Linked DNA regions of Homo sapiens: region 1 is linked to region 2. Evidence: chromatin loops called from intact Hi-C (ENCODE). Cell type or tissue: ascending aorta. All regions are shown on one strand. Links, peaks and the distances in the headings refer to the core of each region. The heading gives the core; the rest is flanking DNA.

Evidence for each region. Peaks named below come from ENCODE experiments on the same cell type or tissue, not always from the same donor. Only the 100,000 strongest peaks of a DNase experiment are listed, where the experiment ranks them.
Region 1: a loop joins it to region 2, with 2.0 times the contacts of the local background. A loop is called at or near these places in 2 of 110 quality-filtered maps.

Annotation. Positions count from the first base shown.
Region 1 is chr12:15,648,959-15,665,036 of GRCh38, forward strand. EPS8 (EGFR pathway substrate 8, signaling adaptor) reads right to left here. Exons shown (of 21, transcript NM_004447.6): 9 at 13,068-13,141; 10 at 11,656-11,782; 11 at 9,539-9,627; 12 at 9,121-9,195; 13 at 5,187-5,335; 14 at 1,865-2,048. Among named protein-coding and RNA genes, the nearest start is that of EPS8, 130 kb to the right of the region's middle. In ascending aorta, for the core only: no CTCF peak of the experiment used is centred there; no DNase peak of the experiment used is centred there.
Region 2 is chr12:15,725,734-15,741,811 of GRCh38, forward strand. All of the region lies in intron 1 of EPS8 (EGFR pathway substrate 8, signaling adaptor), which reads right to left. Among named protein-coding and RNA genes, the nearest start is that of EPS8, 56 kb to the right of the region's middle. In ascending aorta, for the core only: no CTCF peak of the experiment used is centred there; no DNase peak of the experiment used is centred there; H3K27ac peaks cover 447 bases.

The DNA of each region.
Region 1 (16,078 bases), core at 5,781-10,780, 76 kb before region 2:
GTATAATAAAGTATCTCTTTTAGGGATGATTACGTTTTTTTGCTTTTTAAGTCACAATTACTTGGCCTCTTTTCCAACAAAATCTCAAGGCATAAAATTCCCTGGAACTGCTAGAATGTGTTTTTCATTTTTTTAAACCTCTGAATAACTACTTCAGCCATAAAATGAAATATAGTTTATAACAGGAAAATAATAACTCATTACAAGTAAGGATTCTCAATAATTCCTCTTTTAAAATTAATTATTCAGTGAAAGTAGACAAACTTATATCCTGGGAGCCCAGAACACATTACTCTCTTCTTAAATACACAAATTGAGAACGAAATCACAAAAGTGAATTTCTGAGGCATACATTATAAAGTGAGTATATTTTCTTATTTAAGGTATGAAGGCTATAAGCTAGAAATTTTTATGATGTAAAAATAGTCAGCTGTAACTATAGCAACAGCAAGTGTATCATAATTTCATGTTTGATTATATTTTCTTTCCTCTAGAAAAACTACCCTTTAAATGGAAAGAAAATTCACAGTGATGAGGCCTGAACTATGAAATACAGGCAGGGGTATATGCTTGCCAACCGAGCAGTGAGGTCATCTTAATTATTCATTTAGAGGGAAAGACAGGCATGGAATCCACCTCTTCCCTTATAATACAGCCAGAGGGAAAAAAAAATTGCATTAGGAAAAAATAATTTCAAAGTAATATGTTTGCTTTATTTTTAAAGTTTCAGGAATTCAACCAAACTTCTATAATATTATTTTTATTGTCCAAAGAATAGTCCACAAAGGGAACAATTTTTAAAATTTAATTTAGATAAACATTTCCCCTTAAAAGCAGTCACAGGATATAATACACCATGGTTTGACAATTCATTCCCTCATAACATATTTGCCACATTATAAATACCTATGATAGTCTGAGAAAATTAATCTAAGGAATTAAATAAAAATAATAGGATTTCGGGAAGATCTAGTCATCATTTACTGTTTCTTCTTCAAACTAGATCTCATTCACCTAACTCTTCGGGTTCTGATCATCCTATTTGTGTTTGGTCCAGCTTTAATCAATGTTCAATGTTCTTTTCCAACAAACAAGAAGAGTCATAGAAACATCACTTTTAGGGAATGTGACAAAACAGCATACTCAATTTCATTCCCTCAACTTGATTCCCAAATAGGTTATACTCTAAATATTATTAAATACTTAAAAGATAAAATGAATGTTAAGATCTCCTCAAGGTGTAGTTTTATAAATGATCATTTGAGCCTAAGGACTAGAGTGCAGAAGAACTTGGGCCCTCTAGCAAGGCTGATAGGACTCCAGAGTTTTAGAACTAGGCAAAAGGGAAGAAAGAAAACAAACAGAGGAGAAGAGAGGCAAAGCAACGTGAAGAGAAGGAGAGAAATTAATTAACTGGGGGAATTCAGGAAACAGCTGCTTAAGACAGGTTAGAGGATCTAGGTTCAGGGAACTGTCTTGAGGGCCTGATAATGGGAGAGGAAAACATAAAGAAATAAGCCAAAGGGCAGTAGTGCAATTCCCTGACAAGGAGAGAAAGTCATCCTAAAAAAGCTGACTTAGGATCGCCAGAGCCAGGAAAACAGTGGCAACAAGGGGAGGGGTGGGGGCTGACAGGCTATAGGAGAGCAATTTGGGTTGGGGTTGGGCTTCACGGAGGAACAGAGCAACTGTCACAAAAAATGACAGAGGCAAGAGAGAGAGGTAATTCAGGACAGGGTAACATTCAGACTTTGATTCTAGAACAATTTTCAGTTGAATAAAATGAGAACTTGCAATCAGAATTACAAGAGAATACACAGATAATTACACTGTCTACAGAGGGCAATGTTAAAAAAAAAACTACCTCTGTGGATAATCTTTTTATTTCCTGTTTGCGCTGATGTTCTGCTACATTTGCCACAGATTCTGCCAGTTGATAAAGATCTTGTTCCATTGTGGCTCCCATAAAGTTCAGCATTGGGGGCTCCCAGCCATTGCGGAATCGTGGAACATATGGTGGAATAAACTGTTCTTTTGGCCACTCTGCTCTGCAGGAGGGAATGAAGGCATATAAACAATAAAATCTAGGAATGTATCCATGCTCACAGTTATCTTCAGTAAGGCTAGACATACACACGCACACACACATAAATAACAAACAACAAAAACAGCACATAGACCTAATCTGTCTTCCATCCACCCAAAAAGAAAAAGCAAACATGTTTATGCCAGTATTTCACACCTTAATAAAATGAAAGAAAGATTGAATTCTGTTGCATGATCTGTTTTCCCAACATTGCCTCATTTCTCCATTAAACTCAACTTTGTAACATGGATATAGGTTTTTAAAAATTTGTGTAAGAAGGGATTATGGAGCTAGGAGTGTGATAAGTATTTAGAGCACAAACTTCTCTAACATTTAAAGTAGTTTCAGATTCTCAACTTTCCCTTCACTCCCCTCCCATCATTATTGAAACCTCCTGGTATTAGATATATCTTTCAAAAGAGAAACAGCCCAGCAAGTTAAGATTACGATTTTTAAATTTATGAAGTCCCCTAAACTGAAACAGATGGCCAGTTTTATAAATTAAATGTATCAGCTCTGTTTTAATCAGTAAACTAATCTGTAATCACAATCATATGGGTTCATCATTTAATGACACTGAGTGAAACTTATTTCTGTAAGATCCTAATCATTCATGAACCACAAAAATAACTAGGACAAAAACGAGGGCTTCATTTTTGCTAGAATATGTTGCTTCATCTTTCATATTTAATTCTTCATGTTATAGTTCTACTATGATGAAATCAGCCATTTTATTCAGATTGTTATAGACTTTCATGGTTCTTTTTACCTTTATGAGTTTTTAAATCAGTCAGTACATTCATTTCCTAATACTCTTAACAATCAGGATCTAAAATGACCCTTTCCGTGTGTTAACAGCTAACAATATATTTCGTTTTGATGTAGTTTTTTGAATGTTAATTAATTTTCTTATTTTAAGATAGAACCCTAAACAAAGAAATTAAAGAGCCTGAGCTATATTTGTAATGTGAGACCTGATCAATTTAATAAACTTCATGAAATTAAAGGATGCCACCGAGGCTTATCATAAAATCATAACCTATATAAATCTAATAGATTTAAGTGATCTACAATGGAATATTATTCAGCCATAAAAATGAAAGAAATCTTGTCATTTGCAGCAACATGGATGGAACTGGAGGTTATTCCATTAAGCGAAATAAGCTCACTCATATGTGGAAGCTAAAAAACTGGATTTCATGAAGGTAGAGAGTAGACTGGTGTTTACTAGTGGCTGACAAGGATGAGGCAGGGTTGCAGGGGGATGGAGAGAAGTTGATTAATGGATACAAACGTACATTGACTAGAAGAACTAAGACCCAGTGTTAGATAGATCAGTAAAGTGACTATAGTTAACACTAATCTATTGTACATTTCAAAATAGCTAGAAGAGAAAAATTCAAATGTTCCTAGCATAAATATTTAAGATATTTAAGGTGATGGATATCCTAATTACCCTGATTTCACCTTTGTACATTATACGAATGTATCAAACTATCATATGTACCCTGAAAATATGTACAACTATTAATAATGTATCAATTAAAATTATAAAAATAAAAAGATCTATTTAACCAGTTTTTATACAGTATAACAAGAACACTATTATACAGCATACACTATGCTATACTAGTACATAAATAATATAAATAAATGTAAATATTTTCAATTTAAAAGCAACAACTGCAATGCTTTCAAAGAATTTTCTGCTTAACTATATTCCAACACAAGCCACTGTCAAAGTCCAGAAAATAAGTGGAAAAGTTTGTATATGTTTCAATAGGAGAAAAATGGAGAAAAAAAATTATGAATTGGCCCATGACTCTTAAGCTAGCCCATTCAAAAGCATTAGGAAGACAAATGTCTAAGTGGCCATACTAAGTGATTTATTCTAAGTGGTGAAATAAAGAAAAAGATTTAGATAAATAAGCAAAGCAAAAATGATTTATTTACAATCATGAAATTAGAAATATTTTCTTACCTTGCCTTGCTCAGCAAGCATTAGTACTACAATTGTTAATAATCTGTCTTCCATAATCACTTTATTGACAAATGCACATTTCTTAAAATTACCCACTCTTCCTTTTCAGTTCCACTGTGACTCTCTAGTCCTGAAGAAAATTGATTTATAAGGAGCCTCTCCTACGATATTAGCATCTCAAAAGGCCTCTGCCTCCAGTTACTTTTGTCCTTGTCCTTTCTAGCCTCAACTACCAGACTGACCTTTCTAAAACATAGATGTAATTATGTCACACCTCTATTCACAAAGTTATTGGTTCTCCACAGCCTACAGAACCACACTCTAACTCTTTAGCATGGCACTGAAAGCCTGCATAATCCAGCCCTCATCTCTATATGCTCATCTCTATATGCTCATTTTAATACCATCCGCCTCCCGCCCTTCCACAATGATCTGCTACCCGAAGTCCATATTCCAGAGAAACACATCTTCATCCTTTCTTCTCTTGACTACCTTATGCCTTCACTTCTGCTTCTCTCTCTACCTGGACAGGCCCTTGCCCTACTATGGAACTGTGGAAATCCTACCCAACCTGCTAAAAGGCAGTTTAGCAAACCAATGATGAACACTGACTCCAGAGCTACATGGCACGAGTTCACATCCCTGCTCTGTCACTTACAAGTTGTGTGGCCTTGGGCAAATTACTTATCCTCTCTGTGCCTTACTTTCCTCATCTGCAAAATAGGGATAATAAGAGTAGTTCTGTAAAGTGCATGGACTAGCAAGCACTGTGCGCGCGCGCGCGCATGTGTATGTGTGTGTGAACCCTATGTGTACCTGTCGATTTTAAATGACAGCTCTTCTTTGAAAGCTAACTACCCTCCTGTCTAAATCCTCTTCCTGACTGGTCCCCCTTGCCAACCAACAGCATTTTGTTTATGACTCACTCCTAAGGTATATCATGCCTTATATTACATACACTTCTATCTCTTCCACTAGACTTCTAGCCTTTAAGGGTTTAGGTTTTTTCATCCTATGACGCTTAGTCCTTCGTATGTAGAAGGTTAAATAAATGTCTCATTAGATCCATGTAATTAACAAAGAATGGTACTTAAGGCATTATAGGTGGTAAATGCTTACCTGGCTTTCATCCAAGTTCCTCCCAATGACATCCACAGCTGCCGTTCATCACCATTGACAGTATAATTTAAGAAATCAATTGTGTCCTTATTCAATAGGGGACTAAGTACTGAACTGGCTAGTTCAGGACCTCCTGTTGCCTGCACCACCTAAGATAATAAACCATTTTTTAGCAAGAAGATTACTATTCTTTGTGTATTTTCAAAATGTGTGGACAAAAACCCATGGCAAAAACAAGCACTACTTTTTAATAGTCATATTAACTTTTGATGCTGTGCAATGTGCTACTGAATGAAGAAAAGCTTGTCAAATCAACTTGCCCAGCCCAGCAGTGCTTTAAAACCTAAATGAAAGTTAACAATTTAACAACTTTCACAGCATCTGCCTATGGGCTGCATATGACTATAGTTTCTCTGGAAGATACCAAAGGCTATGCAGAGAATTCTAGATCAGGTGATTTTACTACCCCTGTTTTGTTGTTGTTGTTTTAAATATGTGTTTCTCTACTGGCAAATCTATTATGCCAAACTTGAAAAATGCGGTTCCCGAAATGAGTACTATCAAGAGAAACAATACTATCGAGAGTTAACAGTCTATGGCTGTGCCTATACACACATACAAAAAATAAAAGGATCCAGGAAGGAAGGCAAAACAGGAATGAGAACTGGTACTCTGAATCTATGGTACTTTTCCCCAGAATTATTTTTAGAAAATTCCTCTGATTTAATATGGATAATTTAATGACAGCAGAAACAAACAGGTGCAATTCTCTGATAAGCAAAATGAGGATAAGTAGATGTTCAAAAACTGCTCTAAATTTACTTCTTATGAGCTATTTTCTGGCTAAAAAAAAAATGGTAGTTATCTCCTAGAGCAGAAACCAGAGTCTCTTTATAAAATCTTACCTTCTCAGAGATGCGGCACAAGAAGATAGGAGATTTTTTGAATGGCTCCAATCATCCAGGTGTTCTCAGCATGCTATACTGTTCTAGGCCTCTGTGTATTTGTACATGCTGTTCCCAGTTCCCCAGAAGGCCATTCCCCCATTATTCAGAACTCTACTCAGGTCCCAACTCTTGTGAAAGCCTGTGTTAACCCCACAGTGTAACTCCGATGTACCACTCCCCAGCCTGCGTCCTCTAAACAATTTATGCATATTAGTAACACATTACACTATTACACTGTAATTTATGCATATTAGTAACACCCTACACTATTACACTGTAATTTATGCATATTCGTAACACATTACACTATTACACTGTAATTTATGGCTTTTCAGTTTCCCCTCCTTGAGGAGTTGGACTAAGACTTATCTGACTTTCAACTGCAGATGATACAGTGGTACTGGAATGAATGAAAAAAGATGGCAGATAACGGAGGAAAGCTAACTCTTATTTGAGAACAAAACCTACCCTGCCTATCTAGCACAGTAATTTTTAACTTCCAACCTCGAACGCATTTCCAATAAATATGTAGCAATAAGAGGGAAAAGTAAAACTAAAGAAAATGAGTAGAGGAATATAAAAATACCTGATTTAACAGAAGGAAGAGGAAATAAAATGAAAGAAAGTATAAATGAAAGGTTAAGAGCCATGGTTCCCTCTCAAGAACGTGCGCAGGCACATGTGCTGTGGCTACGCTCGTGTGTACATGTCCATGCTGAGGGAAGAGGAGAGCAACTCGCAGGTGTAAAGCCACTACATCATGCTGGCCAGTAGCAGGCCCTGAATAGATGTTCCTCCCCATCTCCCTCGTCCAAGTAAAATGTCCGGGGCCCTGTAGGGAGAACATTAAATGGACCAGCAAAATATTATGATTGGAGAGACCATTAATAAGGTGTAATTTTTGAGAAAAGCAGAGATACTAAACATTGGCAAGTAAACCAATGTTTTCAGGTACATAACCTGATCACAAAGACCAATTTGTATATGTCAGGGAAACCAGCCTTGTTATGTTACAGCTCTATTCTGTGTAATGACTAGATATCTACATATGATCTCTGAAAGTGTGTGAAATAAATAAGAGGAGGCAGCAAAAACTTCTTTATAAATAATACTTCCAAATACTCTAAGATAGCATCAAAAATGTTAAAAACTAAGGAATACAAATTTTGTTAATGAACTAGTATCAGTTTCTTTGCATATGTATGTCCTTGATCTCCACCTAATTTTTTAAAAGCATTTATAGAGCAAGAATTATTCAGAAATAATTAGGCAAGTAGAAATCTGATGCTCCATATACAGCAACAACATATAGGAGCATTCATAAGTTATTGATGTACTCTTGGACTTTCATCTTCTAGTCCCTTATTGCTTAGCTTCTGACATTCATGTTGATAATGTTACTTACTTTCCTATGTTTGTAAAGCAATACTCATTTCATATTCTAATTCAGGTCTTGTCTACTTATCCCTGGGGAAAGAAGGATGAGATTTATCCTCCCTTACTGCCTCTTGTCAATCTTACTTGCTGGTTCTTCCCATTCTCCTAACATCGAATGCCCAGGGCTCAAGCAGTCCTTGGCCTGATTTCTCCATTGAACTCCAAATTCATATACTCAACGATCAATTCAAATTTCCCCATCTGGATACAACTCAATTTTGATATGTTTAAAACTGAATTTTTCACCAACCTCCAAAAACCTGCTCTACCCAGTCTTCCCCATCTTAGTTAATCATCACTCCATCCTGTTAGTCTTAGGCCAAAAATCTGGGAGCTATCCTTGGCTCTTGCACAGTATATCCAATCTAGCAGCAAATTTATAACCAAATCAGACTTCTCATCACCTCCAATGCTACCAGGTCCAAGCACCATAATCCCCCATCTGGATTATTTTAATAATGACCCTAGCTTTTTCTTCCCCAAAATTTCTAAACATTATAGCCAGGGCAATCCTTTTCTGCTGAAAACTCTTCAGTTGTCAAAGGTCTCCCAATCCCTTATAAAGACCAACAGGATGTGTCTTCCTGTTACCCTGCTGATATCATCTCTTTCTAATCTTTTCTTCATTCTGTTGAAGTCACAGCTCTACTTATTCCAAGAACATGCTTTGCATGTTATCACCTCAGAACATTTATACGTTAACTATTCTTCGTCTGGAATTCTCTTCTTTCAGGGATCCACATGACCCATTCCTTACTTCCTTTACTCCAATGACATCTTCTCAGTGAGGCTTCCTTTAACCAACCCTACTCAAAAAGTGCAACACTCCGTTTCCCACACACATAGACACATGCGTGCATCCCCCTGGGGAACTCCCAGTTTTCCTTCACTCCTCTATTTTTCTGCATAGCACGTGATTTTTAGACTACTGTATTATGCAGACATTTATTTAGGTTATTGGCTACCCCACTATGTTACAATATAAGTTCTAAGAAGGTAAGAATTTTTGTCTGTTTTGTTCCTGATGGGCTACTATAAAGCCAAGCACATAGAAGGCTCTCAATTTGTATTTGTAGAACCAGTGCATAAATGAATAAACAAGTCAGAGACAGTTCAAGAGATGAAGGAACACCTCGATAAAAAGAACATGGGTCTCTGAATGACTTCATGGAGCAAACCATCCATCAAGAACTAGACTTCTCATGATTATTTTGTGAGAATGAGAAAAACATCTACGTTATTCAAGGCACTGGATATTATATACTAGTATACGTTGAAATACTGGTATCCAATAAATCTTTATTTCTTTTCATATCCCTAGCACTGTCAGAGATACCAGTTTCCTCAACTATAAAATAAGGTGCTTAAACTAGATGATTTACAGGGTTCTTTTAAATTCTCAAATTTTACATTCTTGATGTTTACACAAATGGCAAAGAAATAGTACCCACGCAAGGTAATGAAGAAAAGCAGTCTAGATAATCCAGACAGACACTTGGGGTTAAAAAATATACTAAGAACGATTCTTTCTTAAACTAATAAAATCTCACCATATTTAATGGAGTAAACAAAAAGTGAACCAAATCTGCAGCACTAGGATTCTGAATATGAGACTTCAGTTTGGCCTGCAACATGAAGAAAACAGAAAACAGATTACTATCAAGCAAGACAGACACTCAGAAAGGTCCAACATAGACACAGAGGGGACGGTCTTTACCACCAGATTCAGTTTTAATATATTCTTTAGCATGGATAGAGTGAGAATAGAAGTCATTGTTTTTCAATCAAGTCTCTTAGATATATATGTTTTAAAATTTGCTGTTTTAACTGAAGGCAAATCAAAACATACACACCCCCACAAAATCTATAAAAACAATTTTATTTCTTAATTTAATCAGAAACATCCTGACTAGATTTTCACCTTTTCCATTTATTTCTTCTAATTCTATATACATAAATTTCACTTACCAGAAGGTTAAATCCGTGTTTAAACTTTTGGAAACAGTCAAGAAATTCATCAGGAGGTGGAGGTTTTGCCCGCAGCGTTAAAACACCCTCTAATGAAATAAGCGAGAGGAGAGGATCAGAGCAAAATCCAAGGAAATTTATTAAATGGAAAAACAAAAACCACATTTATGTCTGTAAAGTTTGAAGATCTCATCAGACATGCTACCTAGTTACCGTGCTACATCTCATAGTCTGACTGTAACAAACTGAGAAGATACAAATTTCAAAATGGATTGCTCTATCCTTAGGCACTACAAATTACTCATTTAATTCCATAAACATACATTGTAGCCTTTCTCTATGGCAGACATTGTGCAAGTGAGTAACTGACAAGCCCTGCTCTAAGGGCCTTAAAAGCTAATAAAATACATGAATCAGATAAATAACAAGAGAAGTACCAATCGTTATGAGAAGAGACTTACCTGGTTGGGAGATAAGGAAATGGATACTTAAAAGGTATTAGATGGAGAAAGTAGCTTATAAGATGGGATTTGAAAAAGTTTGGTCCAGGGTGATGTGGTGGGAAAAACATCATGGTTGGATAAAAACAGCATAAGCAAAAACAAGGAAAGGGGGAATTGCATGTATACGAAACAACAAACAAAAGGAGAGAAACATGAGAATGGAAGGGTAGATCAAGGTTAGATTGTGGATAACCTTGATTTCCAGGGCGAACAGTTGTACTTAAATCAATAGAACATGGAACTAGCGTGCTTTACAGCAGAAGAATGAAGTGACTGAGAGCTTTAAGAAGATTGTTCTCACAGCATGAAAAAGTAGAGGCTTAAAGACTGCTTCGAAAGCAGGGTTAAAAAAAATGATAGTAGCTTGAACTAGATATGAAAATGAAAAGGGAAAAAACTGGATACAGGAGATGTTGAGAAAATAAAATTGATGTTGGCTATAAGCAAGAGAATGAAGTCACAGAAGAATCTGTGGTTTTGAATCTGGGTGATCAAGAGGATAGTATACCTTTCATAGAGAATTTCAAAAGGAATAAGTGGTTTAAGATACCAGGAAGCAATAGTACTTAATTTCAGAATATGTGGAGAGGAAGCACATCCATGTATTCACATGCAGAAGATAAAGCCAAAGGTCATATGCTCATTATACAAATATGTGCTACAGAAAGATTTGGAAGTTATCTGTAATGAAAGGGATATTTATTTACTATTTTATATCTTTCAATCTCTACCATTTTGTCAGAGGAAGTATAAACATTACTTCCATAATTTTAATTTTATATAGCTGAGGCCATTTTAAATAGCTGAACTGCAGCATACTTCAAAATTGTCTGTATGTGACTTTGTATGTGACCTGAATGTACCGTTTAAAGTTTTGTGATAAAAAATTCAAATCTGTTGAAACTTTTAAATATTTTAGTAAGTCAACCCTTTTATTTAACAAATAATATGGTTCTAGTTTACAACAGAATAAATCCAACTACAAGAATAGAGCTATGTCTTTCTTTAACAGATACTTAATTTTACAATAACTAATGAAAACTACAGATAGATGGTCACTGCCTGAATCTCAGTCTCTGTGATTTAGGTAAAACATTCCAGGATCTTTCTTCACTATAGCTGACTTATAACCAAAATGGACTCTTCCCTGAGTTCATCTTACTCTTTGCCTAAATCTCAAGTGCTACCCCAAAACTAGAAGAGGAACCCTAGTCCACAGTCAATGAAGTTTTGCTAAGTAGTTCTTGAGGGTCAAAACTCTGCCTAGTACCAGAGTTCTTTTTTTTTTTTTTTGACATGGAGTTTCCAGGCTGGAGTGCAATGGTGTGATCTTAGCTCACTGCAACCTCCGCCTGCTAGGTTCAAGCAATTCTCCTGTCTCAGCCTCCCAAGTAGCTGGGATTACAGGCACATGCCACCATGCCCGGCTAATTTTTGTATTTTTAGTAGAGACGGGGTTTCATCACATTGGTCAGGCTAGTCTCGAACTCCTGACCTTAGATGATACACCCGCCTCGGCCTCCCAAAGTGCTGGGATTACAGGTGTGAGCCACTGCGCCCAGCCAGTACTGGAGATCTAACCAGGCATTAGAAGATTAAGAAAATCCAACTTACCTCCTGGTCCTTTCCTTTTACCTTTCTTGTTTTTCTTCCTTTTAGAAAGCTCAGAAAATGCTTCTGCTGCTTTTTGGAGTTTTGTGATAAAAAATTCAATGTCATCCAAAATGTGGTTTAAGATTTGCTGAAATTAGAAATTATAGAATAAAATATAAAACAAAACTATTTTTACCTTAGCTGTACTCTGTTAGTAAATAATAGAAAGGTTTTTTTAGAAAAGGAAGCAGCCCACATGCCAATTTCAAGTTTATTACTAATTACAAGAATCAAACTAAATATACCTATAGCCATATTCTGACATTTACATTTTTCTTTAGCTTACTTTTGCTCTATTTTCAATGTCATCAAGGAAGCATTCACAATATCTGCTCAGATTATTATTTTCAATTACTCTAATTTTCTCAGTGTTCTCCCACACAGTTAGGAGGAAAATTCTAAAATAGGTTTTGTTAGAAGAGCACTGACATTTTTGCTTTACTGATAAATGTCCCAATAAAGCACTGACAATATTACTTCATGGAATTAAAGGTATACAGATTGTTGTGATAACCTAATAGCTAGTCTAGGATACTAAGCATTAATAAGAGTTTCCACATGACAAAATAGAATAATGCACCATGCTTTCAGAGATCACTGGAATGAATTTGATTATCTTATATACTATAGTCTTAGTTGCCTTTCTCCAGTATGTGTGAAACTTGACATTCTTCTAATTTAAGACTACAAATTGGGGTTAAACTTTTAAGTATAACATGTAATAGTGTGCTGTAAAAATTGAATTAGAAATTTCAAATTCCTTTCAGTATTTGTTTCTCAATAAGCTGGTAACATGTATATGGTATAAAAAGTAATGTATTAACATCATATTCTAGATCTCATTTAAAGAATGAAAATGCTATAATAAAGCATTTACAGCATTCTCATTCTGTAAATCACTATAAAGAAAACAAATGTAGCATTATCTTTTATAAAAGCTTTACGATTTACAAATCTATCCTTTAAAAATGCCACTTAACTTTTATCTCTTAGGTATTCTAAAATACATTGTTAATAAATGCCAAGAAGACATATTAAAAAGATATTTCAATTATGAATTACAAACGATAATAAAATAAAAATTGTACCATTCCTGAAATCTAATAATTCAGCCTAAGTTCCAATGTAAACTAGTTAATAAGCTGATTCTTCTATCATAGCCCAAGTCTACTAACTAAATATTGGCATAAAGGCAAAAATGTTTAACGAGAAAATAATTCAAAGGGCAAATTCAAAGGGCATAGCCATCACAGGTAACAGAAAACATGGTTTCCATAAAATATCTCTATTTAAATCAGCTTCATTTTCTTATGAAGTTTTCTTTTTCCTCTTAAAAGAAAAGCCAGTGATCTAAAGGCGACTCCTGTACTTACCACATCTCTGTCAATGCGGGCTGCCATCATCTCAGGTGTTTCTTCCTGCTCATGATACTGCCTTGGTTTCTCAACTATAGAAAGGACAATCATAAGTCTTTCAATCTTTTACTCCCACAATACCAATACAGACAATTAAAACATAAAAATTAGTTAAAAAGGAGGACCATTTGCCAAAGGGAACACCTCCACTGGATACACAAGTCAAAACTGTGCTCATCAGCCATGAAATGCATCCTTGTCAATACTAACAGGAGCAGTTGAGCAGAGCTTAAGTATTAGTCCTCTCAACTTTATGATGTTAATTTACCTTGTAATATCACCCCATTCTCTCTCTTCCCTGAGTCAGCTACCTGTAGAACCAACCTTAACTTAGCACCCTTTAATTCCTACACAAGCCAGAAATATAAACCAGCAGTCAAGCTTTTACTTCTCAAAAGCTGGTCAACTAAGTTCTAATGCAACAGAGCTATAATTTTTATACATTCCAACACTGTGACTACAATAAAGCTTTCGGAGTTCTGACAGCAGAGTGCTTCTTAAAATTCTAGTGTAATTAAGCTTAAAACCCACAATGTTGGGCTCATTAATTTTAAGCTACATGCTTTAAAAGCAGACAGAAATTTTCACATTAAAAAATAAATGTCTTAAGACCATTCAGGGTATTAAGGTTGCTCAGTTGGCTACAGCATGATGTTAATCATGAAGTTATTATCATGAACTCCTTCCTGGTATGAGTCAGTTAATACTGCCTCTAAACACAGAGAGTTGTTACAGATATCTCATGGTAGAATAAATTTCAAAATATATGGATGGAACAACAGAAACGTAACACCACAAATGGAAATACAACTCATGATACATCATCGTGACTCATGATGTTCAATAGAGAGAACTGCAAAAAAAAATTGGACACTTTGTATTGCTATTCTTCCTTTACACTAACTTTACCTGTAACTGGAACACTTGCCAACAAAAAAAAAAAAAAAAAGAAAGAAGAAATCATCGTGTCTTATGAAACTTAATTAGCGGCTGTTAACTACTTTAAGATAATTAAAATTTCTATCTATGAAATCTTGCCAGTTAGCTACTATTTTACACATAGATAGCTGCTACCTTGGTTGTAGTGGACTACCACAGAAAGTACTAAGTTGAGGTTGAAATAGCTATTAGGAACTCTACAGAGGCCCCAAAAAATATCATTTGGAGGGCACAGTGAGGGGGAGATATGGTATTTCTTGGGCTCTGTCAGGTCTGAAACACGACTAGGAACCCTAGTGCCACTGGCGCTATTCCACAGAGATCACCTTTGGAAGTCAGGGGTAGATATGCCTCAGGGATTCAACGGAGAAGCAGTTCAGCCTGAGTCAGCTGGAGCATCCAGAGGAACCAAAAAGATATTCCTCCTGAGGGGCTTTCCAACTAAAAACTGGACTGGACCCAGGCCAAACCTGATATAATAAGTCTTCTGTTTAGGCTAGTGGTAAATTAGAAGTTCTGAAAGCCTTATCTCACTTAAACAGATGACATTGCAGAAAATATTTCAGATAAAATTTAATGAAAGCTCAGAAACCCCTAGGGATAAATTCTGTCTTTGTTATAAATTATATTAGGTTCAGCAGGGCATGGTGGCTCACGCCTGTAATTCCAGCACTTTCAGAGGCTGAGGCGGGAGGATCACGAGGTCAGGAGATCAAGACAATCCTGGCTAACACAGTGAAACTCCATCTCTACTAAAAATACAAAATTAGCCAGGTATGGTGGCACACGCCTGTAATCCCAGCTACTTGGGAGGCTGAGGCAGGAGAATCGCTTGAACCAGGAGACAAAGGTTGCAGTAAGCTGAGATCGCACCACTGCACTCCAGCCTGGGTGACAGAGCAACACTCCATCTCAAAAAAAAAAAAAAAAAAAAAAAAAATAATATATATATATATATATATATATATATACACACACACATATATATATGGTTCAACATATAATATACATAATATATATTATATATATTAGGTTCAACATATATTTTTACAGGTTTGTTCAGAATGTCTGTAAACTTGTCTTATCCTTCCTCTACTTCAGACCCTCTTCATCGAAACAGTAACAACAAAAACACCATAAGTACACAAAAAGTATAGAATACAATAAATTACTGTCTTTTAAACACATTTTAAATACAAAGCAGATCAATACAAATTTACATAACTTATGAAAACGGAAACTGTTATAAAATTAAACTACATATCTCTGTTAATTAATTTTTTTTTAAATAAATGCATCAAAGAATTCTTTTTTTCATATCTTTGGTAGCTCGGCTTACATTTCAACCTCTGAAAAAACCTTTAAGAATACAAGAAACCTAAACAAAATAGAAAACAATTCAGAAAGAAAATGAACTCAATTTGGCAAAATGAAAACCACAAATTATGCTTACTATTTTGTAGTAGGTACTACCATAAACATTATTTACTTTCAGATTCAGAGCAACCCATGAATTATTATCCCCATTTCAGAGATGAGACCGAAGTACAGAGAGATAACTTCCCAAGACCACACAGGTAGACATATCAGGTCTTGCTTCAGAGTCCAACTTTTACTCTGCACATCCAAAGTAGAGTCCGAGGTGACTCATTTTTGGAAATGAGTTATATCGTTTAACTATAGTGCCAGATACCCTGTGTGAATAATACTTTACTGGATAAAGAATAAGAAGTTAAGAAGTTCCACTGGAGTAGCGGCAAAAGAATGAGGCTCTAGAGTTCATCAGATTGGAGCCTGCTGAATCACAATTTATTCGTCCTTAAAATGAAGATACTAGACCAAACATATTTTAAGGCATTTTTTTAGTTATAAACATTTCAGATTCTAGTAAAATATTCTAACATATAAAAAGTAACACTAAGTTCTATGTTATAATTGTTTTTAAACAGAATGCCAAGGTGAAATGATGCCACGCTCATAGGGCCCACTTGACAAGAACAGTCATATGATGGATACCTTTTACCCTTCTC
Region 2 (16,078 bases), core at 4,676-9,675:
AAGATGGAAAAATATGAATTTTAAAAATTTACAAGCTCTGTCAACATACAAGTTTTATTATATATTTATCAGATGTGTGTCTTAAGCATTTGTTGAAATTTGTCTCACATCAGTAGGCTGCTTGATTGGTTCAAAAATAAGATGCAGAATTTGGCCTTTAGGTTTCTCTGTTTTACAAATACAGGTATAGATACACATATTAAAAGTGTACACATAGCACATGCATACACTGAACAGCATAAACACTGAACAAAACATAAATCTAATAAAAAATCATACTTAAATATAAGATCAGAAGACTTTAATATGATGGCTAGTTATCAGTCACTCATGAAAATTGAATAGACAGAAAGATTTAAGGAAGCAAAATGCCACTTCTCCTCCAGAAAGCCTTTGTGGGGAGCTGATATCTGAGGACTATTTCACAAGAGAAATTAAAGAGCTGACAAAGCAAGAAGGATTGGGTGCCTTTTTTTTCAGATGAAGGACATGTTGAGGAACAAAGATTACAAGCAGGAAAGCAGCAAGAAACAAAAGGGATAATTACACTGTCAAGAGTGACAGAGTGATGGGATTTACGGAGGGGGCTGGAAATCTCAGACTCATCTGTGGGATATAAAATTCAGTCTCTGTGGTTGGCAAGGAAGAAAATCTTAAAAACAAATCCCTGAAGAGGAAAGCACTGGCTCAGAAGAGTTCAAATATCTGCCAAAGTCCAAGTAGAAGGACCAGAACAAAAGCTCTGTAGTGATACATGCCAGGTAGTTATAAAAAATGGTCAAGGGAGGGGGTCAGATTTTGTGAAAAAGCCTGATGTCTGTGTGGTGACAGCAAAAAATGAAGATACACACTTACATACATACACATGGAATGCTTTCTTGCCAGAGATATTAGTGATATAGTGGGCACTCCTTAAAATAGTGAGACAGCAAAAAGAGGCAAATTTTGAAATGACAATCTGTAGCTTTATTTTTCTTAACTTGGTCTGAGCTGGTAATTAGTTAATCTGTTCCTGCTTTGCCTCCTGAAAGAATGAATAAAGATTTACCGAGTGCCTACTATGTAGTGTGTACTATATTAGGGATAAATGAAATCATATAGTCATCCTTGAAGCAGAAATGATTACTCCACTTTCATTAGTGATGTAGAAGGAAGAGAGAGGAAAATTTAATTCAGGCTAATTAAATAGAAAGCTATTTTCATTACTGAAAGTTATGAGTTGGAAAAGACACAGCATAACCAGAACTGTACTAATTTAAACATATGACAACTTAGATTTCAATTGTTAAACAGTTAAGAATGACTACAGTTCAGTGAGTGGTATTTTTTCAAGGTCTGAAACTCACTAGCTCTCTGAAACCATCATTCCACTCAGGAAATTTTATGAATTTGTTTAGTTAAATCTAAGTTAAGTACAAGTGACTACGTTTTTACTGTTTAAATTTTTTACAAAGCCTGGGCACCTGGGGTTCTGATTACTTCCCTCGTGGATTTAATATCTACCTTTATACGTAGGACTTTACACAACTGGGTTTGCTTTAGAAGCAACGATTCGAAGTAGATTAACTCTCACTATATCCCCAAGTAGATCTGACCATTTGGCATATAGTATATATTTCTAAATCAACAACTCATTTTATCATCCCAAATTCATTGTTTTACTTGTGTCCATCACTCCTCATTCTTGTGTTTTATTTTAAACATAATTGAAACACTTTAATATTTCCTTTAATGTTGGTAGATACTAATAAATTTAACTTAAGACAACTGACCCATTGCTACAACTTTTGTAAATACAGTAAAGCAAGGTATTTAAAATTCTGACTCATTAAAATAAAGAATAAGGCTGGGCACAGTGGCTCACGCCTGTAATTCCAGCACCTTGGGAGGCCGAGGTGGGCGGATCACGAGGTCAGGAGTTCGAGACCAGCCTGACCAACACGGTGAAACCCCGTCTCTACTAAAAATACAAAAATTAGCCGGGCGTGGTGGCGCGTGCCTGTAATCCCAGCTACTCAGGAGGCTGAGGCAGGAGAATCACTCGAACCTGGGAGGTGGAGGTTGCAGTGAGCCAAGGTTGTGCCACTGCACTCCAGCCTGGGCGACAGAGCGAGACTCCATCCCCAAAAAAAATAAAATAAAATAAATAAGTCTAGTTTCCTTTACTAAGATGCTTTTATCAAGATGGTTCTCCCATAATGCTTTAATAAATGATGAAAAACTTATAACTGCAGCATAGAATAATTCCCTACCAGGTCTGACTGCAATGGAAAGATTTAAAGCCCTGTGAAATGAGTAAGCCCCTGCTACTTAGCACTGAAAGGGAATAATCAACAGATTAAAAAGCATTGATGTAGCTAATTCTACTAAATCATTAGTTTTGCATTCTACCTACTAGCTTTTTAGTGATGGAACTTTAACTGTTACCAAAAGCGTAGTCGACTGGTATTATAGAAAGAAAACACAAGTGACCTAATCCAGAAGAATCATGCCAACCATAAAACTCAGCAGATTATTCATCACCATGGCAATAAAAGCAGGCACGGAAGCCAATTCATAGATTCCATTTTCAAACCAGGGGGGGTGCCTTGTGGGTGTATGTGTGTATATAACTTATCCAGTGTCCTTGCCATGCTAATAACAATCCAAGATGAAGCTTAAAGAAACTACAGCAGTGGCCCTTTTAAGAACACTGGATCCCGACTCATGGAAGGGTCATCTGTTCCTCACTACAAAGAACCTTAGAGAATGTTACACAAACACAGCAACAATAATAAGGAACACTCTCCCGGGTGCTGAGTCATTAATAGAATTTGAAGAGTCAGGCATTGCTCCTAATACCACCATATTTATGTGAGGATAGCATATATCTTTTACATGAAAATACAAGGCCTAAAATCACAGATTTTACTATTTACATTTCAGTGAAATATTTATGCTTTGTGACTTACTTGAACACAAAACAACACTCCATTCCTGAGACTTTCAATAAGTTTAAACTGAAAATGTTTGTTGCAGAGATGCTATTTCTAGAAATATTTAAAGCACAATATATGTTAATATCAAACTTTGGTAGCAAAATATTCAAGCCAATAAAAATGGGCTAAAGGACACTGTTAAGAAAATGAAAAGACAAGCCACAGACTAGCAGAAAATATTTGTAAATCCATCTTTTTTAAAAACATTTCTTGTAAGGCACTGTGCTGGCAGCAAATTCCCAGTTCTTTTGTCTGAGAAAGTCTTTACTCCTCCTTCACTTTTGAAGGATAATTTTACTGGATACTGAATTCTAAGTGATTTTTGTTTCTGTTTTCCAATACTTTACATACTTCATTCTACTCTCTTCTTGCTTACATAGTTTTTGAAGAGATGTCCGATGTAATTCTTACCCTTAATCCCCTAAAGGTAAGGTGAAGTCACCCCCCGACCTGTCAAAATCTTCCCATTGTCTTTGAATTTCTGCAATTTGAATAAGATATGCCTGTCTGTAGATTTTTTGGTGTTTGTCCTGAGCTTGGCGTCTCTCATTAATTTTGAGCTTCCAACATTTGTGGTTTGATGTCTGTCATTAATTTTGGAAAATTCTCAGTCATTATTATTTCAAATATTTCTTTTGATCCTTTCTCTCTTTCTTCTCCTCATGGCATTCCCATTCTGCATATGTTACACCTTTTGTAATTGTCTCACAATTCTTAAATATTCTGTTTCAGTTTTTTCCTTCTTCTTATGGCTTCGGTTAGGGAAGTTTCTATTGCCCTACCTCCAAGCTCACCGATTCTTTCATTAGCCCTCTCCAATCTACTGATGGCATCAAAGGAATCAAAGGCATTCTGCATTTCTGTTAGTTTTTAATTTCTTTAGTTGTGTCCCACAAATTTTGATATATTCTGTTCTCATTTTCATTTAGTCAGTGTATTTTTTATCTCCCTTGAAATTTTCTCTTTATCCTATGGATTATTTAGAAGTGTGTTGTGTTATCTTCTCAATGTTGGAGATTTACTTATCTTTCTGTTATTGATTTCTAGTTTGACTCCACTGTGTTCACAGAATGCGTGTATGATTTCAATCTGTCTAAATATGTTGAGGTACTTTTTATAAGCAGGAATACAGTTTATTTTGATATGTACAGTGCCTTCATTAATGTTTACATAGGTATGATTAACTCTCAAGGTCTGTACCTCCCCACACACCTCTTGAATAGTATCTCTCGATTAATCCTGTTTAAATACATTTTGATTTAACTATTCACAATACACTTCTAGGGATCAAGAACCTAAAATGGCTCCGTACTGGCTATCACAACACTGTAAATTCACCTGTGTAGCTTCTGAAGTCCATCGTCACCTGGAACCCTCTCCATTATATCAACTCCCATCTCTATAACTTTGGGGCATCTCAACTTTTCCTTAGTTTTGATAACCATATTGATAATTACAGTTATTTGATAAACACTTTTGTAATACACACACACACACAGAGTCATTTACCCATTCAGCTAACTTATGAAATAGGTATGATAATCATGATTTTACAACAGAAGAAATAAAAGCTCAGAGTTTGGTACTTGCCCAAGACCACATAAGTTAAGTGGCAGAGCCAGGTTTCAAATTCAGATCTTGATTACTCTAAAACTTCTGCTGTCCATCACTGGAAGAATAAAAGCATGACTTTTTTTTTAGCACTTGATTCCATCCAGTTTAATTTAACCTATATTGGGGAGTATAAACTGTAAGCATGGAGCTAGGTACTTGAAGACAATTCTGAAAAATAAAGATTCAACAAGATACACTAGAACTAGACTATAATTGTCTGCAGGCAGCTTAAAAACGATGGGACTTTAAGATAGATAATTCTAGTTTGTAAATAAAACTATGAACTCTTTGAGGGCAGGGGCCTTCTCTTTACCCTGGCATATGACTACTCAATCTTCTCTGTATTTGCTTCCTGTTTTCCTTTTAAGAGAATTACGAACCTATTAGGACCACTATACATTGTTATCAGTATCGACTAGTTTCTAACCGCTGCTCATCTATACTTCCTTTCTTGTTGGTTCCTTAAGAGAGTCTCCCATAATAACTATGTCCTCAAATTATAATATAGCCCTTCTTTTCCTTCACTCCCCTCAGAAAATAATTGCATCTCCCATATAACTAAAAAAAAAAGAGATACAAATGGCATGCCCTCCTTTACATATAAATAAGAATATCTACAATAGCACACAAGGTCTATTAGATGTTAAATACTGCTTTAAAAATAGATTCACAGATGACATTTCAAATATCCCATTTACTTATTTCAGAAATGCCTCTTGTGCAAAAAGTTCAGTCAAAAATATATATCATAGTACCTTAAAGGCATATCTATATATGACATAGAAATTCATCTTTTTTAGATAGAATAATTAAAATGTCATGGGCAACTGCTATCCAGGTTTTTAGCTAGCTTAACCAAATCCTCTAAACAGAATTCCTGTAGCCTTGGAAATGTTTATTCTCTTTTCAAAGTATTTTGAAGACAAATTCAGAATATAAAACTTTAATAAGCCTTCCACCATTAAAAATATTTAATTGACTTTTTTTTTTTTAGATGGAGTCTCACTGTGTTGCCCAGGCTGAAGTGCAATGGCACAATCTCGGCTCACTGCAACCTCAGCTTCCCAGGTTCGAGCTACTCTCCTGCCTCAGATTCCCAAAAGCTGGGATTACAGGTGCCTGCCACCACGCCTGGCTAATTTTTGTATTTTTAGTAGAAACGGGGTTTCACCGTGTAGGCCAGGCTGGTCTCGAACTCCTGACTTCAGGTGATCCACCCACCTTGGCATCCCAAAGTGCTGGGATTATAGGCATGAGCCACCATGCCTGGCCTTAATTGACTTTTAATTGGCTTTTTCACATCATGTGACTTCATGCTAAAGATTCTAAGAGCTAAAGTATTTTCTGAATAGAGAAGATTTTTTTCTAGTATTCTTGCATAAAAATATTTCATTTTGTCTTCGTGTAAGGGTCAATAATTTCAATCATCCCCCAAACTGGCAGCAAAAAGCTGTTCAGTGTGCTGTTAGCTAACCCCTACAGCTTGTGCAGTCATATTCTGAATGAAAAACAGAAGATAAAGTGTGTGTGTGCATGTGTGTGTGTAGGCAAAAGGAAGCTGGGTGGTTAATCACTATATATATCTGTTCCTTAAAATCTGATTTCAGGATGGAATTTTTTCATTTTATCCATAAAAAGGAAACAAACTGAAAAGGTAGATTTTTTTCTTTCAAACTGGCTACTACTTAAATAACTGCCTACTCCTGAGAGTAGGTAAGTCTAAAGTGAAACTACGCATTTCATAAAACTCTAACCCTATTCCCAGTAATGCAGCTCATTAGTGACCAATTAACCCATTTTCATAAGTCTATATTAATCTCAGCCAGAAATGTTGACATATCTCTAGGGCTGGCTGGACATTCTCATCTTAACGAGATGAATGGTGTATCAAAGAAACTATGACTACACACAATTTGTCAAGGTGATCTACTGTATCGAGACCTTCATCAACAATGCATTCCATTTTGAGCCCATTAGTACAAAACTCCCTTTAGGTTTTCCCACATAATTATGGTGATAATGACAACAACAATGAGGAGAAGATATCAGTAATAACAATACTTACATTATTCTGTGAACTTCTTTGTGCTCCACAATGTACGAGGCATTTTATATACACTATCTCATTTAATCCTAACAATCCCAACACTACACCCCTTTTACAACTATAACATTTAAGGCTCAGAGAGCATGCATGCCCAAAACTAAACAGTGAAGACTATGAAGCCCGGCCTATCTGCTACATCCTACACTCACTATCTACATAAAAAAGCAACTGGTAAATGTTCCTTAAAACTATTTTTCTTTAAATAGTCAATTATTTTTTGGAGAAGTCAAATAAATGACCTACTGTTTACTAAGAAACAACATTTCTTAAAGATGAAAAAGAATATGATTTGCAATAAAGAGAACACAAAAGTACTTGCCAGATTACTCATAGTTTGGAGGTTACAGTGGCCACAGGAGAATAAAACTCTTGAGCTAGCGCTGAAGATTAAAGGACATGTTGTTAATCATTGTTAAGGCTTTGAATACAGCCACCTCGGTCATTATGCAAGGAACAGAATAAGTAAGCTATGTGAGGAAAATATAACGTTTTCTTGTAGACTAAGACACAGAAATAGCAGCTGCAACATTAGACAAAAATGACCACCTAGGTAGTCATGACTACCACACTAGAATTGAACGATACCTAAATAATGGAGTACATGGAGATGATTTTACTAGCAGCTGACCAGCATTCCTCTCCCAAAACAGATACTGGAAAGAAATATAATGTATTCGTCCATTTTCACACTGCTATAAAGATACTACACAAGATTGGGTAATTTATAAAGGAAAGAGGTTTAATTGACTCACAGTTCCACGGGCTTAACAGGAAGCATAGCTGAGAGGCCTCAGGAAACTTAGAATCATGGTGGAAGGGGAAGGGGAAGCAAGCCCGTCTAACAGGTGAGAGGGGACAGTGTGTGAAGGAGGAACTGTCAAACACTTAATAAAACCATCAGATCTCATGAGAACTCACTCTCTATCGTGAGAACAGCATGGGGAAAACCATTCCCATGATCCAATCACCTCCCACCAGCTCCCTCCCTCAACACATGGGGATTCTGGGGATTATAATTTGAGATGAGATTTGGGTGAGGACACAGAGCCAATCCATATCATATTGTTCATTAAATAGTATCTTGGCACCTTTAAAAAGCCTAGATATACCTTTTGTGAGATGAAGAAAGAATAAAAGGACATGTGAAAACACCTCAGCCCAGAGATAAGAGGACCACATGTTCTTGGTGGATGGAAGAAGAATAACAACAACAGAAATAAAGGCAGGTAAAAAGAAAAACAAACAAACAGAAAAACTAATGGAGATAGAAGAAATATCCATTCCATTTTACTAAGCATCATACCACATATATCAAGGCATCCAGATGAATGATTAAAATTCTAGAGAAGGGACTAGGCTTTTCTCCACAGCAAGAAATGTAAAAACATTGAAAATAATGTAAGCTGGTTTTTAATGGAAAATACATTTTTATTTTTATTTTCTTGAAAAAGGGTCTCACTCTGTCACCCAGGCTGGAGTACAGTGATGCAATCTCAGCTCACTGCAGCCTTCACCTCCTGGACTCAAGTGATCCTCCCACCTCAGCCTCCCAAGTCAGTGAGACCCTCAGCTAATTTTTGTATTTTTTGTAGAGAAAGGGTCTCTCCATGTTGCCCAGACTAGTCTCAAACTCCTGAGCTCAAGTAATCCTCCCATCTCAGCCTCCCCAAAGTTCTGGGATTACAGGACTGAGTCATCATGCCTGGCCAGAAAATTCATTTTTAATAACCTATAGATTAACAATGCCTTCAAAAATTTTCAAGTGATGTGTAGTTCTAAAAATGTCAATGCTTTCAAGACCATATAATCAGTTTAGTTTTGTTTTCTCTCCTCCTCAGCTGCTTCCTCCTCTTCCTTTTCTTCTATTTGTTTGCCAGTTTATTCAGAAACAACATATAAGATGGCCCTGTTTTACTACTGTTCCAGGGGCATTAGGCTACAATAACATTCAAAAGTTTCATGCTTAAAAAGATTCTCTGTGGTTGGGCACGGTGGCTCACACCTGTAATCCCAGCACTTTGGGAGGCTGAGGCGGGTGGATCACGAGGTCAGGAGATCGAGACCATCCTGGCTAACACGGTGAAACCCCGTCTCTACTAAAAATACAAAGAATTAGCCGGGCATGGTGGTGGGCGCCTGTGGTCCCAGCTACTCGGGAGGCTGAGGCAGGAGAATGGCGTGAACCTGGGAGGCGGACCTTGCAGTGAGCCGAGATCGCGCCACTGTACTCCAGCCTGGGCGACAGAGCGAGACTCCGTACAGAGCGAGACTCTGTCTCAAAAACAAAAAACAAACAAACAAAAAAAAACAAAAAAGATTCTCTGCACGTAACTTTGTTAATTCCCATTTAACTCACTGTGACACTTCACGATATTAATACTTCTACCTTACATTGTTCATAATAAAATACTTTCATATCGATGATCTCAATTGATTCTTATAATATGTAAGCTGGAAGGTAAGCAGGGCCAACTGCCATATCATTTCCATTTTAAAAATAAGCAAACTGACACAAAGATGTCAAGGAACTAGGGTCACAACACTGAAGGGCATCTGTAGCACAGCCCAGGTATTGACAGGGAGCTCCGAATGCCTAGCCTGGAACCCTCACCACGACTTCACACTAACAGCATTTCATGGATAACTGTAGTATTCCCAGGTACATGCAAATGACAAAGTTTCCAAAGAAACAGTAGACTGATTTAAGTATACTAATTTTTCTACAAATGAACTCACCTCAGAAATGAAAATAAGCTCCAATTCTTACGTTTCTACTTTAGTCCAATGAAGGCTAAGTTAAAGGTATTCTGCATGTAACAAAATGATAAAAGAAAAATATTCATTTTGAAGCACAATATGCAAACCATAGTTGCTTTTGCTTAAGAAATATATTTCATTCTTCCCTATACTTTTTTGCTCCCTCTTTTTTATCAAGATTCAAAATTATATAGATGGAAAAAATGAAGAGGAAAGAGATCATGAAGGATCAAATATTGTCTTATGGCGCATCCCACGTTAATGCTACTTGACTTAATCCTTACAGTAACCCTAGGAAGTACTGAAAAAGCTAACATTCTAAGATTAAAACTATGATTTGAATCCATGTCTAATCCTAAATGCCTCAAAGCTACTTAATTTTGAATCTTTTTAATATTTTTCTAGCGTTTTATAAACTGTAAGTAAAATAGGCACATTTAAGTACTTCTTCTATGTAGATGTGCATGTATATTGAGCTCAAAGCCTACAAATAAACATAGTAATCAGGTTATTTAAATTGTAGACCTTTTAAAAGTGCATGTTATTAAATGTAACCTATATCTGTGTAACTTACTGTTGTAAAATATATGTTGAATATGTATCTATCAATTAAATATTTAAACAATCCATAATTGGCAATATTTTTAAAAACTTATATAGAAAAAAATGCCAATAATAGGACAAAGACAAAGAGTTTGTGTTTTTTTGTGTTTTGTGACAGGGTCTTGCTCTATTGCCCAGGCTGAAGTACAGTGTCATTATCATAGCTCACTGCAGCCTCAACCTCCTGGGCTCAAGCAATCCTTCCACCTTGGCCTCCCAAGTAGCTAGGACTACAGGTGCGTACCACCATACCCAGCTAATTTTTAAATTCTTTTGTAGAGATAAGGTCTCACTATGTTGCCCAGGCTAGTCTCAAACTCCTGAGCTCAAGCAATCCTCCTGCCTCAGCCTGCTAAAGTGCTGGAATTACAATCATGAGCCACTGTGCCGGGCCGAGTTTGTGTTTTAAACCAAAAACTATCCTAGTATCATGTCACTTTAATGAACTGTAATAATTAACAATATTAACTTTTTTATAACATGAGTCTAGCACCAAGGAAAATGGACTTTGGAGTAAAGGAGATCTGGATTTGAATTCCAACGCCATAAGTTAACACTACGGAAATACTGAAGAGAATTTCATTCTTCTGTACAGAGGTTAATATAATAAAAAATCACTTGCCTGGAGGCCACACATATATGACAACCTCAGCAATGTCATAAAGTAAGTGTAAAACCTATATGGCTAGCTAAATAGATGTCACACCCTCTATCTATGTGCTGAACTTCTGCATTTTACTCACAGAAGATGCCCTCAAGCTTGGTTAAGATCTTATTAATAAATCTTTCTTTTTCTATAGGTTCTAATGAAGTTAGTAAGCAAATCAATCCGCAGCAGGTTAGAAGCATTAAATTTGAATTTAGGAAGCTAGGGTTGCTAGATGTGGCAGAAAGAAGAAAGAAATTGGTGTATTATGATAATGAGAGAAAAATAATACATAAGATGCAAAGAAAAAATGCATAAGGCATCCTCAGAGTATGTGATATAGAACCATACAACCAAGCATATGTCAATACCCTCCATGGAGACACTATATTACAGCCCCAATAAACAGTACGCATGATGATGAATTTACATTATGCTTATGAAGGATGGGATGTGCTCAATGCTTATAAGAAAAATTATCCTAAATACTTAAAAAAATAAAATCTTCATATTTAAAGTAACATACTTTAATTCATGTAGCTAGACAGCTAGGAAACTCAGTTGTTTTTGAATTTGAAAAGCACACTATTAGGTAAACCTGATAAATGAGATGTTAGTATAGTTAACAGAACAACTATTAGGGGCTCAGGCCTCATACCTAGTACCAGACAGTGTACTAAACACAATAGTGTAGGTCTCTTCTTTCAAAAAGCTCACAGCTCAGTAGAAAATACCACCATAAATATCAATAAATTGTAATACTATTTGGTGCCGTAATAGAGGTTAAACAAAAGACATATAATGTTTAATTTTCTCCTTTTATGACATTACCAGCTACTGAAGTTCAAAGCCTAGACACTTTAGTTCAGAAAGGGTTGCAAAACGTGACTTTAAGAAGGCTGAAACAAACAAAATAGTTTAGAAAAAATATACCAAAGGGAAGACTCTGTAACATAGATTAAAAATAAGCATCAGAAGTTCCATCCCTCCTCCTTTCTACAAAGAAAAATAATGACAACAACAACAACAACTAACATCTACTGAGAGCTTACTATGTTCCAGGCTCTGCTCTAAGTGCCTAATGTATATGAACTCATTTAATCCTCACAATGACCCTATGAGGGAAGTTCTATTATTATCCTAAATTAACAGATGATAAAATTGAGGCATGAAGACATTAAATTATTTGCCCAAAGTGACACTGGTAAGTGAAGAACTAAAACTGAAAACAGAAAGTCCGGCTTCAGAGCCCATGATGCTAACTATTATATACCCAAATATTAAAAACTTAATGATGCTACTGTGTTGTAGAAAATATAGTTCTCAAAGCATATCCTAGTGACTTTTTTTTAAATATTATTAAATCTGTTTCAACAGTCCCGCGACACCAATTATTTTCCATTTTTGCTCATTTACCAATACATGTTTATGATTTGGATCTATCTGCTCTATATTCCTCAGGTGTTTTTTGTAAGTACATGAAAAACTTCCCTAAGACTCCTGTCATTAAAAACTCAGAAACTAAGAAAGAGTAGCATTTTTCCACTTTTTATACAAACTTTAAAATTAGCTAAACAAATAGTAAATGAGGGGAATTCGCTCTTCACAGAAATATTTTTTATTTTAATTTTGTATATAAACTACCGAAATAGATATATTTCCTAGTGTTATTTTTGGTAGATAGTGTTTAATACATAGTAGCTAATATTTTAATTGTGAATATCTAACTATTATTCTAATTAATATCACTTTTATTCTAACTAATATTAGACTCATTTCTCAACTGCCAGCTATATTTCCCATAGATGTAAATGATCATTTAGAAACACACCCACCCTGAGTGGCTAAGAAACCCTTTTGCACATTGCAGATATAGGTAGTCTTCACATAATTAACAAGATTTTGCCTATAACTCCTATTCACCTAAGTTGTGAAGATAAAGGATAAATAATATTGTTAGGAAAATTTAAAGATGGGCTTCTGTCACTTAAATACCCAAAGTTAAGTTACATTTTCAATATGTTTGGTGTTTGAAGGATCAATCTATACTAAAAATATCAAAATAATTCATTGAACTTACTGAAGGTCCTTCTATAATAAGAACATTCTTAGCCCTGAAGATAAAATATTAACAAAGAACAACTTCCTTCCAACTCACTTTATGCCCTAGGGCATTCTGCATTATTATGCCCTAGGGCATTTTAAGTACCTTAAAGCACTTGTGTTGTATTTAATATCAGTCATTTGTTTGCATATTTGTCTCATAGTTGGAATATAAACTACAAAAGGACACAGGCCAACTTGGTTTTTTTTTTGTAATACCAGCAGCTACAAAGTCCTGGCAATAGCAGGTGCTTAATAAATGTTTGTTGAATCCACTTACAAGCATACACCTTCACTCCAAGGACCTCAGATTAAATCATTAAGCGTGCCACGTTAAACAGTCCATGGTGGAGCTAAATCTACCAAACCTGAGACACGACTCTCAAGAGACTTTCATTTGGTCTTATTCTGACCCCTTAGTCCATGCAGGCATGTCTATGCAGATTGCTCTAATATAGCACAGACTACATCCCTGGGTTACTATTCTAAGCCTAGATCCTTTAATCTATAATAATAGCTAATACTCACTGATAGCACTCTATGTACCAGGTACAACACAAAACACATCATATACCTTAGTTCATGTGATCTTTACAATAACCTGAGAATAGTATTACTCCCATTTTACAGGTGAAGATGCTGAGGCCTTAAAGAGGTTACAAAAAATGTTTAAAGTCCCAAGATCATAGGGCAGAGGCAAGATTTGAGCCACATCTGTCAGACAGTACAGTCCACATTCTCCACCACTGACATTCCTAAACAGAAGGTGTGATGATTAATTTTGGGTGCCAACTTCACTAAATTAAGGAATACCTAGATAGCTGGTAAAACATTACTTCTGGGTGTATCTGTGACGGTGTTTCTGGGAGAGATTGGCGTGTGAGTCGGTGGCCTGGGGAGGAGGATCTGCTGCCCTGAATGTGGATGGGCACCCATCCAATCGACTGGGGGACCAGATGGAACAAAAAGGTGGAGGAAGGGTGAATTTCTTCCCACTCTTCCATAGTCAGGACACCCTTCTTCTCCCGACCTTGGATGTTAGAACTCCAGGGTCTCTGGTTTTTGGACCCTGAGACTCACACCTGCAGCTCCTCAGGCTCTTGGGCCCTCAGCTTCCCTGGTTCACCATCAACTTCCCTGGTTCTCCAGCTTGCAGATGGCCTATCGTGGGACTTCTCAGCCTCCACAATTGTGTTAGCCAGTTCCCCTAATAAGCCCCTTATCATCTATCCATCCATCCATCCACCCATCCATCCATAAATAGATATCCTATTATTTCTGTCTCTGGAGAACTCTGACTAGTACAGAAGGCTACTAGTAAACAAAGCTTTTCAAAGAAGCCTCTAAAGGTCCCTTGAGGTCACTTTAGATAGTTTTTAATGAGCTTTTAAAAAGCAATGTTTGTTTCCTTGTGGGAGTCTACCATTTTCAACTCTTACATTCTCTGACACACAGGGACTCAGGAATACAGAGAATACTAACCAAAAGAAGCTACTCCGAGGTGACGGCAAAGTTAAGGATAAAAAGCATGCTCAAAGAAAAAATCGGAGCAGACTAGAAATCTTGTGAGCAAAACACTAGAAAAAAAAATCAAACTCCTAGATGCACAATCTTATTGCATAAAGGACCAAATCTCTATTAATAACTAAAATCTTTATAGGGCTTAAAAACTCTAGAGCACCTACAAGCATACACACTAAGTTCACTAAATGGGAAATTCGTAGGCTGGGAGCGGTGGCTCACGCCTGTAATCCCAGCACTTTGGGAGGCTGAGGCTGGCAGATCATGAGGTCAGGAGTTGGAGACCAGCCTGGCCAACATGGTGAAACCCCGTCTCTACTAAAAATACAAAAATTAGCCAGGCGTGGTGGTGCATGCCTGTAATCCCAGCTACTCGGGAGGCCAAGGCAGGAGAACTGCTAGAACCCAGAAGGCGTAGGTTGCGGTGAACCGAGATCATGCCACTACACTCCAGCCTGGGCTACAGAGCAAGACTCCATCTAGAAAAAATAAAAAATAATAAAAATAAATAAATAAATAAATAAATAAATAAATAAATAGGAAGTTCCTGAGGCAAAAAGCTGCTGCTAGAACATATGTGTCATATAGATTTAATGCTAAAATTTACATGAGAGCCAGTACAGGCTAAAGAATAAGACAGTCTCTCCCAAGTTTAAATTTCAGCTCTGCCAATTAATACATGACTTCAGGAAAGGTACTTATCAACTACTCTGAGCCTCAGTCTCCAGTATGTAAAATAGAAACAATAATACCTCCCTGTAGCGAAATTAAGAGAAATGTGGCTAATGCATCATGTCCACAACCATTAAGTTGAGTACATCTACGTGGATTGGTAATGATAGAAAAAAGGTCAATTTCTTTTTTAAAAAATGGTGCTTTTAGTGACCTGTATGTTCCAAAGCAGCAGCAGCCAAGAAACTGACCAATAATGGAGAGTTGTCCTAAAGTCCAAATTCCCAGGCAGAATTGGACTGCCCACAAAGAAGACCCTACCCAGAGAGAGGGGTATATCTAAAAAATGCTCTTCACCAAGGTGGGCTTCATGGGCAGGCAGCCAGTACAGCTGCATAGAGTCGTGGGCTCAAAAGGTCCAGGACCTTGTTCTGTGGTAATTATCTTTAAATTCTTAATAACTGTATCTTTGAATTTGCATTTTGTATATAAAGTCCAATGGGGTAACAGAGCTTGGCTTAGCACTGTGACTCATGTGCAGTCCTGCCTCCAGCCACCCCCCTCCACTAGGGACAGAAACTGGGTTGCAGAGAGGAAATGGCCATCCCCATCCTGAGCCAGCAGTGAGATGCCACTTTAGGTGGGTGACTCAGTGGGGTCCTCTTGCCCACCCCCAATTCAGGTACCAAGCGAATCCTGGCAGGATCATTTGTAGGTTGACCATCTGCAGTTTGGGGTAGAAGGGGAAAGTGACTTTCCTAGCTGGAACCCCCACATTTCATTTTGTTCTTGGCCCTGCAATTTATCGAGCCTGCCCCTGTCCCTGACTTTGTGAGGGCAACAAAAATACTACCAAGAGGAGAGAGGTGATTGGTTAGCACATATCATCTTTTAAAGCGTAAAGTCCACTGGGAAACTATTAGCTACTCCAGCTTAGATTAATCAAACTGTTGCCTTTGCAACATCACATCCAGATCAGTAACATTAAGTCTTTTTTTTTTAAGTTCTAGGGTACATGTGCACAACGTGCAGGTTTGTTACATATGTATACATGTGCCATGTTGGTGTGCTGCACCC